Linked DNA regions of Homo sapiens: region 2 is linked to region 1. Evidence: read pairs that join two places in POLR2A ChIA-PET (ENCODE). Cell type or tissue: PC-3. All regions are shown on one strand. Links, peaks and the distances in the headings refer to the core of each region. The heading gives the core; the rest is flanking DNA.

Evidence for each region. Peaks named below come from ENCODE experiments on the same cell type or tissue, not always from the same donor. Only the 100,000 strongest peaks of a DNase experiment are listed, where the experiment ranks them.
Region 2: POLR2A ChIA-PET joins it to region 1 with 5 read pairs; 1 of 35 experiments calls an interaction of 5 or more read pairs at or near these places.

The regions. Positions count from the first base shown.
Region 1 is chr3:170,462,802-170,468,186 of GRCh38, reverse strand. SLC7A14 (solute carrier family 7 member 14) reads left to right here. Exons shown (of 8, transcript NM_020949.3): 8 at 810-5,385. The coding sequence ends at 1,132. SLC7A14-AS1 (SLC7A14 antisense RNA 1) reads right to left here and starts at 902. Exons shown (of 6, transcript NR_135556.1): 1 at 791-902. In PC-3, for the core only: no CTCF peak of the experiment used is centred there; a DNase peak (open chromatin) is centred at 2,016.
Region 2 is chr3:170,570,737-170,576,121 of GRCh38, reverse strand. The region is part of intron 1 of SLC7A14 (solute carrier family 7 member 14); the gene reads left to right. The region is part of intron 2 of SLC7A14-AS1 (SLC7A14 antisense RNA 1); the gene reads right to left. Among named protein-coding and RNA genes, the nearest start is that of SLC7A14, 13 kb to the left of the region's middle. In PC-3, for the core only: no CTCF peak of the experiment used is centred there; a DNase peak (open chromatin) is centred at 3,061; H3K4me3 peaks cover 384 bases; H3K27ac peaks cover 578 bases.

The sequences.
Region 1 (5,385 bases), core at 97-5,096:
CTTTGATTGGGATGACATCAACACAGAGGTTGCACTGGACATTTCACGCTTATCAGGAGTTCTCACCCATTCATTCAACAAACATTAAGTGCCAATTTTCTGCAGAGTCTACGACCCTGTGCAGATAATCACACAACAGATGTTCTAAGGGACATAATAGTAGCATGCACTAGACACTCTGAGAGCACACAGAAGAAAGCAGGCAGCTTGGAGTGGCCATGATATATCACGCCTTTAGTGAGTGTAAAATGTCAAGGTAAATCACAGGATAATATATGCATGCTGCTAAGAGGTGAAACATGAGATAGAGTCCCTAACTGGAGGCAGAGAATAATCAAATCTTATAAGAACGTTGGGAATAAACTGTTGCTGATCCATAAATAGTTCACCCAGGGTAGAAAATGCAAATTCCTGGCTGGCAGCTATATGAGTGTAATGAGCCCGACGTCAGCATGGGAGGTGGGGACTGAGGTAACCTAGAGACCCTGTATCCTGTCTAAAGAGGCAGCCAGTTCTCAACACCAGCCAAAAATCACCATGTAGAAATGTGGATGCAGTGTTGTCAGACCTTTTGACTTTTCTAGGAAAATCTGTAAATATGGGTTACTTAACGCAAGATCTCCCAATTTTTAAAAGGCATCTAATTCAAGTATTTTCAAAACACCACATAAAGCAAAGAAAATACATCCCCGCCCCCACCGCCCCCCACCCCGCCAGCTTTGATTTCATCACTGAAGGTGATCTCTCTGCTAGTCCCAGGATCCCAAAGCAATTGCTTATTCACCTGTACCTTTCCCCTCGCCCCACAGGTCTGCTCATTTATTTTGGATATGGCATCTGGAACAGCACCCTGGAAATCAGCGCTCGAGAAGAGGCCCTGCACCAAAGCACGTACCAACGCTACGACGTGGATGACCCCTTCTCAGTGGAGGAGGGTTTCTCCTACGCCACAGAGGGCGAGAGCCAGGAGGACTGGGGCGGGCCCACTGAAGACAAAGGCTTCTATTACCAACAGATGTCAGATGCGAAGGCAAACGGCCGGACAAGTAGCAAAGCGAAGAGCAAAAGCAAACACAAACAGAACTCAGAGGCCCTGATTGCAAATGATGAGTTAGATTACTCTCCAGAGTAGGAGAAACACACAAGTGGGTAGAAATGGTGATGACTGATTTTCAGTAACTTAACCTGTGGGCTAGAAGGTGAAAACTTTTTTGGCTCTCATTTCACAAATCCAGCCTTCCCCAAATTCAATCCCTAGTCATAGCCTGTCATTTGCTACTTTTGCTCTTCAGGATAGTTCTGTTGAAGGGCTTAACCTGGGTCCCCTAACTGGTCGCCTTGTTAAATAAAATAAATAAATAAACAAGAGGCTATATGAAATTCCATCTTAGGTGCAACCACCAGAGCTGATGGTACCAAATGTTTCCTAGGCCTTTGCTTTGCTGGTTGAAGCCCAAGCAGGGGCTCTGGGCAGAAGGCAGAATTTCAGTCACCTGAGACATGGGGACAAAGCTCTGTTCTTGGCATGTCAGGCTGAGTGCTGCTCCCCGAGGTCAGGGTGGGTAGATGGGCATTGGCACTTCCTGAGCAAGCATCATTTTATCCTGCAATCTCACCCAAAATTAATTCATGGAAAAGACACATGCTTCTTTTTATTCACCAACATTCTCACAGCTTCCAAACTATAATTTTAGGATCCAGCAAAGTTCAGGGACTCTGGACCATTTTCCCAATGGTTTCAGATTCACCATAAAGCAGTCAGGCAGACCCAGTGATATGGTAAGAAGCACCATCAAAGCTCTATGTAAATGCCCAGAAGAAAATTAAATAACCATATCTTGCGGTAAAAGCCAGAAGGGCATTGGCAGAAATTAACTCTCTGTCATGGCCTCTCTTATATCAGACTGCAGCTCCTGGTGATATGATGAAAGCGGGCAAAGGTGGAGCATGATTTCATGGCACTGATATGCCTTGAAAAAGTAGGTTGTTTGTTTTATAATCAGATAAAAATTTTTACAAGGAGAAGTGAGCCAGCCACTGAGATCACATTGCAAATTCTCTTTCATATTTCTAAAATTATAAATTCTAAAGTTTTTGAGATAGGCAACCACTTGATTGGTGTGTGCTACTCTGAAAACAAAATAGGCTGAAGTATAGCGACTTAGGTAGTTGCATTCCATGAGATCACATTTCACTTCTGAACCTTATTCCTTGGGGCTAGCTCACTTTCAGAGGTGTATTTTTTTTTCCTGTTATTTCCCAGAGTAGTTTCACTGAAGCCCAGAGAAATATCTACCTGGTAAGATGTAAATTTGGGCCATAAAAGGGGCTATTAAAAGAATTTTCTCAGAAATAGAATAGATGAGAGAATTTGCAAAGGAAAAAAACACACATGGGCTACAATATAAATTCTACTCTTGGGTTACAAGAATTCCTGTGGCTGCACTGAGATACGTACAAATGTATGTGAAGGCACAATTTGAATCAAGCTATCATAGAATTAACCAAGCTATTAAAATTAATCAAGCTATTAATAAAATCTCTGTGAGGATTTCCTGAAAGAGGGACAAAAGAAGAAATTCCTTGTCCTTTCTCTCCTGGATGTATCAGTATGCCAAACGTTTTCCAGAACATATTCGCTAGCACTCAAGTCTGTTCTTTCTGAAAGGCTGAGGCTCATGCCATCTTGGCATGCTTTAGGATTATGGCAAGGAGGTAAAAGTCCATTTTTTCATTCAACTAACACTGGTTGAGAATAGACCCAATGCTAAGTGACAGGAATGAATAGAAGCATGGCACTTGCCCTTGGGGGCTACAGTCCATGGATGAGCAGCACTGGAGCCTGGTAAATGCAGATAAAACAACAAACTTGACAAGTCTCCAGGCTGATGCACTGGGTTTTAACATACATATAAAGATGAATTGAAACTAGTTTTTAAAAAATATGCTTTAAATAAATTACATATCGTAATCATAGCCAATGTATACCATTAAACTAAAATAACTGCAATTTTCTAGATATTTTTTATTCTTCTGTAGTCATTGTTTAGAACTCTGGTTTCCTGAGGTCATTTTGTCATTTTAATATCATGCTTGACAATGCTATGTTTTCTCTTCCCTAGAGTTAACCATAAAGATACAGTGCCTACTCTGTGAAATACAGCATTAGGAATTAATTATAAACTAATTATCAGTCATCTTTTGAAAACAAAGTTTTGAATTGGCTATAGGACTCAACAAATCTGCCTGGTGTAAATAGAATCTGTTAAGCTTGATACATATCTAGATAGATGAGGAGGGGTTGTATTCATTAAGCATGAGAATAGAGAAATAGGAGTGCAAAATGGCAAAATCTTAACGTGGGTGAAAGAGCTTCCTTTTACTAGTGAGGTTTAAGTATTAAAGTAACAATAGCCTGGTGGCAGATGAATGCAATTTCTATAGGATGGGAATGGAAAATGTATGCTTTGGTTAACACCATTGCTGTTGACTTCATGCAGATTCTATTAAGCACTCTCATTTCAGGAGCCATTTTTCCCACATAGTATATTAGTATATTTTAAGCTTAGCTCCCTTTATTTTTCTAAAGTTGATAAATCACCTCCCTAGCAACCTTAGTTTTAAAAAAAAAATCACTAAGATAGAAAAAGTATTTTCAGGTACATAGACATGTTTGTCCTCAGGTTTACCTGCTTCTGTGAACAGTCCCAGATTTTACAATGCAGTTTTCAAATACCATCAATCACTACAATGACAATATTACTATTTTCTTAACAGGTTTCTAAACGATGTATGTGTGGGATCACATTAAAAGTAAGATCACCTTATAATTATCTTAGAAACTTTGCCCCTTGAAGGGAGTCCAAGGAAGACCTACATTTTATTGAATTCTGAATAGCAAAAGCTCTCCGAGTGAGATTTCATTGTGTGGATTTGTGGTTTGGAGCCAATTACTTGATTTTCTTCAGATTTTATTCTACTTATTTATTGGTACTCTGCTTCATTTCAAAAGGATTTGAGGCAGCTACTAAAATATATATAATACAAAACAAAAATTAAGTGAGGAACTCAGAGCAAACAAAAATAGAAACAGAAAGGATAAGACAAAACTAGACGTATATTTAGTACATAAATGCAGAACCCTGACATGCTTTACTAAATTTGCCAATGAGTGACACCATGAAAAATAATAGAATTAGTGGTAATGACAAGAAGAAGTACTTCTGCATGATAAGAACAAATCTTTCCCCATGCAGGTAGAGGTTTGAAATAGCATAGATCATTAAAATCCACAGGTAAGCTTCAAACCTAGATTTTGCTAGCTACATGTGCCTGGCATATAGTGTGTATTCAAGAAATACCTGATGATTGACAGAATGAATGAATTGGAGGAAAATGAAATATTTATTCAACAATTACTTGTGGAGTGCCTATTATGTACTATGGCAGATATTGATATCGTAAGTCAGATAAAAATCCAGCTCTTAAGAAGTAGAGGAAATAGAGCTTGGTGTGGTGGCATGTGCCTATGATCCCAGATAGTTGAGAGACTGAGGGAGGAGGATCACTTGAGCCCAGGAGTTCAAGGCTGCAGTGAGCTATGATCACACCACTGTACTCCAGCCTGGGTAACAGAAGAATACCCTGTCTCTTAAAAAGGAAAATCAAATAGGGGAAATGGGATATATAAATAAAGAACAATAGTGAATGTGTCAGGTGAGATGACGGACTTGTAATGTGCTGTGGGGGGTCAAATATGAAGAAGGCCTTCTTCCTCTGGAAAGGTCATAAAGAATGTCACACTTGTGTTGGAACTTGTGAAGTGGGTAGAATTTTATCAAGTAGAAATGAGAGAAAGGCATGCCAAGCAAAGGATCGGCATGAATAAGGTCTACTAGTTTGTGGTCCTCTGGCTAAGAATTTGTGCTGTGCCTCCATTAAGAGAAAGCAAGGAGCTAGTTTGCCTGGAGCACATGATTTATGCATGACTTATACATGCAACAATAAGAAATAATGCTAGGAAGGCAGGTGAGGGATCACTCACAGAGAGACTTGAATGTCACACTGAGCTGACTGGCTTTCCTCGGGTGAGAGAGTGGGAAATAATTGGGGAACTGACGAAAGTGTGAATCCAGGAAGGCTGAACTTTAAGAAAGCTGAGACGGTGGCTTCCTTACCTATGCAAGGAACTAACAAGCCACATATACACTCCAAATTGATTTAACAAATTAAAGAGAAAAATAGCTGTACTTTGAGTCCTGTGTCTGCATTCATCATTAACCTAAGAAAATACAGCCATTTAATACGTGGACAAGCAACACAATTTAACAGCCACTTTAAAGTTTTCAACAATAGGTTTCAACAACTAAACCTAACAACTTTTTA
Region 2 (5,385 bases), core at 194-5,193, 110 kb before region 1:
GAGGAAATTATAATTGAACAGTATCTTGAATGGTATATAATATTTTTTCAGGTGGATAAATGAGAGAGAAAGCTATTGTAGAAATGGGACCAGCATAAGCAAATGCTGAAGGTGTGAACAGAAATGATACAAGTGCAGGCTGACCTTATCTGGCTGGTGGGAGGTCATACTGGAAGGACTGAAGAAACTTGAATACAGATAGGTGGATGTATTTATTCAGCCAGGGGCTTATCCTTTGAACAGGGATTTTATGAGTATCTTAGGAATATCATTTGAATTCAGGGCTCATGGAGTCCAATCTTGTAACTAGAAGAAATCTCAGAAATCACCCTACCATGCTCTTTTCCCTATGTATTACAGTTGAAGTAGTTAAAACCCAGAGATATTGAGTGACTTGCCCAAAGTCAGCTAGTAAATTTGTGGCAGTATAAGAGCTAGAACCTAGTCCCTCCTCTCAGTTCATAGCATTTTGTCCTGCTCTGTGCTGCCTTTGGGAATTTTAGCCATCAATTGAGCATAACCCAATGTAACACACAAAGTGACTACTAAATATTCATGAAGCTCAAGTTTTCCATTGTTCACTATGAAGCTATACCATTGTTCCTTAATTACAAGCAGGTGATAGATAAGACCCTGCTTCTACATTCTGAGCTCCTTCTACATACAGCATTCTCTTCAGAAACACAGACAGACAGTACACTAACACATGAGCATGACATCCTTTGCCTGCCACACACATCCTCCCCTGCCTCCTCATTTCAAACTGCCAGAGATTATGGAGTCACAGCCTGAACAGAAGGCATCTTAATCTCTGGTGGTTCTGTAAATAATATGCTGTTCATGCTTGCATATAAATTATCACAGTCTCTCTATTTTCTAGATGAGGGAGGCTTCAGAAAGATGAAGCTGCCTGCACACAGAGCACATAAGAGATAGGATTTCAGACTCCAGAGTTTCAGCCCTCTTTGTAACAGGGTTGAATTTTTCCCTCATCTACATGCTCCTAATAATTTATCCAGGCTTATGGTCTTAAATTTCACCTTATAGCCAAATTAATCTAGTCTCTGTATATTTAGGTTTCTAAAATCAGTTACTTCTTACTTCCCTTTCTCTCTAACCACTTTTCCTCCACCCTTCATTCAATAAGCATTTAATAGAAATCACCTAAGCTAATCCATTCAGTTGATGAGAATAGAAACTGAGACCCAGAGAGGTGAAGCCACTTGCCCAGGTTTGCTCAGTTAAAAGCAGTACGGTGACTAGATTCCCTGACTCCCAGTCCAGGGCTTTGCCCTTCACACTATACTGCTATTTCCCAAGGATAAATAACATGGCATTTCCCACTCTCAGGCTCCCTCACTCCTTGCACAACCCCACAGGATGGATAGAAATGACTGATTGCATGTGCTCTGAGGTTCATTCCAGGACCTTTTCTAGAATTCCCACAACTTGTTATCCTTCATGCTGTATTGGCCCATCTATCACATTAAGAAGCTGGTTAGGGAAGAGTTTGACATACTTTCTGGTCTAGGATATTTATGATCAATGCCACCACTCAGGTAGTGATCACCATAGGAAACAGTGTGCTCAGGAAGAAAAAGGGCAGAGTCCATGGCTCCCATCATTTGAGAATAAGGCAAAGCTCACCCAGAGTTTACTGTAAGTGGCAGGATATTAGATTCATAATCCCAGAGACCAGGCAATTGGGCAATTAGATGGATTTAAGCAAGATTGGGAGTGGCCAAGAAAGTGAAAAAAGACAACTGCCAAACCACTTCTGCTTCAGGGGCAGGGTATTTTGCCTGGATTGATCACCATGATGCATTTCATTACTGTAGACAAAGATCACATTGATAAAAGACTTTTTTAAATCAATTGAACTAAAATTTTCCATTTATACATAACTTCTCAGGAATCGTTTTAAGACAAAACCAGATGGTATTTCAGTAAAGATTATATTGAAAAGAGAAGCAAGTAAGAGAGGAAAGAAACCCCAGAACTAGCTTCTCAGGTAGGGCTTTGTAGGGTCACAATTGTCTCACAGGCTGATCAGGCTAATTAGGTACAGAAGCTTAATTTTATCAGTTTTATCAAGAGTGATCCAGCTCTGAAGAATCTAGCCATGCTCCCCAGGTCCCAAGAGACTGATTTGTTAGCTAGATGCCAATATAGCCACATACAATAGAAGATGCTTCTAAGTGTGGCCCAGGCTATTTCCTTCCTAATAGCAGGACCATGAGAAAACCAAATGAGTGGTCAAAGATAACCTGTGGGCACAGTGTCAGGATTAATGGAGTGGGACAGACAGTCTTGTGAAATGTGCCATTCAGGCTGCAACAGAGACAAGAGAACTCTTCCAAACTCCACCCAAGAACACTTTTCAGGTTACCAGAATAGTTGTGTCCTTCAAAAACAGGGTCTTGTTCTCTCTGTTTCGCTAGTGGTGAAGAAACTGGCAAATTATTTTGGGAAAAGATGGAGACTTTATCTAGTCTTTATGCAGCCCCCATCTTCCTTAGGGTATTATTCTAGGCATGTTATAATACTCAACTCATAGCCTATCTTACTTGTGTCAGTGACATCTTGTCCAAAGCCCCTTACCAAATCTTTGAACTCCTGGGCCTAATTCTCTGCTAAGGCAATGAAGATAGATCAGCAAAATCATTATCATTATTCACGTACTTGTATAAGATCCATTACGATTAGTCTGCTTCTGAGAAAGTTGTTTAATTGTGGATGAACTGTACAGATGGTGAGAATCATGGTCTCAGGTGGCATGGCACTTGAATCTCATATTAGTGACAATCTTTTGTTGGTCTCCTTTGGAGAGTTCTGGTAGATGCCACTGATTAACCATCAATAATAAATAAACCATCCAAGTGGTTGGGTTATTTCTGTAAGGGACACATCTCTTGTATTTTGTGCTAATTCTGTTTGTGTCATTTCAGAGGGCACTATGATCTGGCCTTGCTCTGAGTGCACCTGAGTCTGGTTTATCCTTGTCAGTAATCTCCATGTGTGGACCCTGACATTTGAAACTGAATCTGTTAGTCACTCTCACTACAGAAAACAGTCATGTGGCGACTATGACTCATCTACAAAATGCTGAAGGAATAGACTCCCAAGAGGTTTTTTTTAAAAATCACGCAACATTGCTACCTCTAAAAGAGGCCAAACAACCATTTTGAATATTTTTATTTTCCCCTTGAGCTGACTGGTTATCCTGATTCTGAGTAGGAACAAACTACACAGACAGTTTGGGATTCATTTTAGAGTCTGTCCTAGTCACAAAGACTTTTGACACACTTTCTATTCCAGCATCACAATGCAGAGGAAGAAAATATCTGAATGAGTAGAGACTGTCGTGCCAGAAATAAATTCCTAATATAGACAACAGAAATATGCCAGTAGAGAATTTAACTATCAAAACAAAAACAAGAATTCCCTGTTTCAATACTCTTAGTGAATAGCCTCTGTTCTTCCTTTCTGCCCCCAAGTCTATTTCAACCTACAGTTATAAATAAACACTCTGATCCCATTACAGCACATTAAGAATCTAGAGAAAACTTGTCATTTGAGTACTATCATCTCTTTACACATATGATTCCAATATAGCAACTTATTGAGTGCTCTTCTTAAAGTCAAGAATAATTTGACAGCTATATCATAATACTTATAATAATAGTAGCAATCACATTTACTCATTTAATCATATAAAGTAGATATTAATATCCTCATTTTACAGATGAGGATTATAAAATTTGAATGACTGGCCCAAGTTCTCACAGCCAGTGAAGGTTAGAGTCAAGATTCAAAGACCATGCCATCTGACACCATGATCCTCACCATCTATACAGTCCATCTGCAATTTAAAAATTCTCTCAGAAGCTGATCAATCCTAATGGATCTTATACAAGTGCATGGATAATAAGAATGACTTTGCAGGTCTATCTTCATTGCCTTAGCAGAGAATTAGGCCCAGGAGTTCACAGATTTGGTATGGGACTTTGGACAAGTCTTACTTTTTCTTTCTTTCTTTCTTTTTTTTTTTTTTTTTTTTTGAGACAGAGTCTCCCTCTATTGCCCAGGCTGAAGTGCAGTGGCACAGTCTTGGCTCTCTGCAACCTCCATTTCCTGGGCTCAAGTGATTCTCCTGCCTCAGCCTCCTGAGTAGTTGGGACTACAGGCGTGCACCACCATGCCCAGCTAGTTTTTTTGTATTTTTAGTAGAGATGGGGTTTCACCATATTGGCCAGGCTGGTCTCAAGCCCATGACCTTGTGATCTGCCTGCCTTGGCCTCCCAAAGTGCTGGGATTACAGGCATGAGCCAACGTGCCTGGCCAAGTCTTACTTTTTCTAGGACTGTCACTACATCTAAGAAAGAAATAATAGCTTTTTATTCATTTAGTTATTCATTAATTCATTCAACAAACATACTAAAAACTGAAGCTATAATGGGAGAAAAACAGACTAGGAAGCATTAATAAAGATAGGAACCATTTTCTTGAGTAATGTTGCTAAACAATATTGTTGCTAAAATAAAAACAATATGAAGTCCCAATTGCCTCAGGTATGTGGAAGATTATGTTCAAGATTTATTGTTTTGGTTTTAGTTTTCTTCATCAGTGAAGTGACTTGAATTAGTCTCACGTAACTGTCAAGGAAACAAAATTACAGGCCCTAATGACCAACATAATATAACTTACTGCTTACAAAAACAAAGGCCTAGATCCTCAAGGCTCCTGTGAGTGGTTTGTGAAAGACAGATTTGCCCTAAACTGTCAGCAATACACACTACATCTCTAGACTTAAATTAATATTCTAGAAGTTCAAGATGTATCTACATGTGCCAGGAACTCATTTCTTTCAGTGAAGGCTCAGATTGTTTGATTACCCCAAAGCAAGAGCATAGTACAGGAAGACTAATAAGCTGTAATGGGAGAACTGATGGCAGAAGGGATATTTATTAAGTAAAGCAGAATGGGGGTTTTGAAAGGAAGGCAAGTAATTTGAAAGGCCATTTTGTTTAGTTTAAGAGAGTTCTAAAGTTTAATCTGGATGATGGACTGGAGTATATTAAGGAAATGTTGAGTGAGAGAATGAAAAAGAAAATTAAGTCAACAATAAAAGAAGGGGTGAGGAACAAAAAAATCACCTGTTGGGTACAATGCACACTATTTGGGTGATGGGTGCACTAAAAGCCCAGACCTCACCACTACACAATTTATCCATGTAACCAAAACCACTTGTACTCCTAAAGCTATTGGGGTGGGTGGGGGGTGGTTTGGAAAAAAAGTATGGGAAAAAGAGAAAAGAAATGACATTAATTTTTAGATACTTTTTATCCTTGGGAAAGTTAGGATAGAAGGCATAGGGGCATCTGC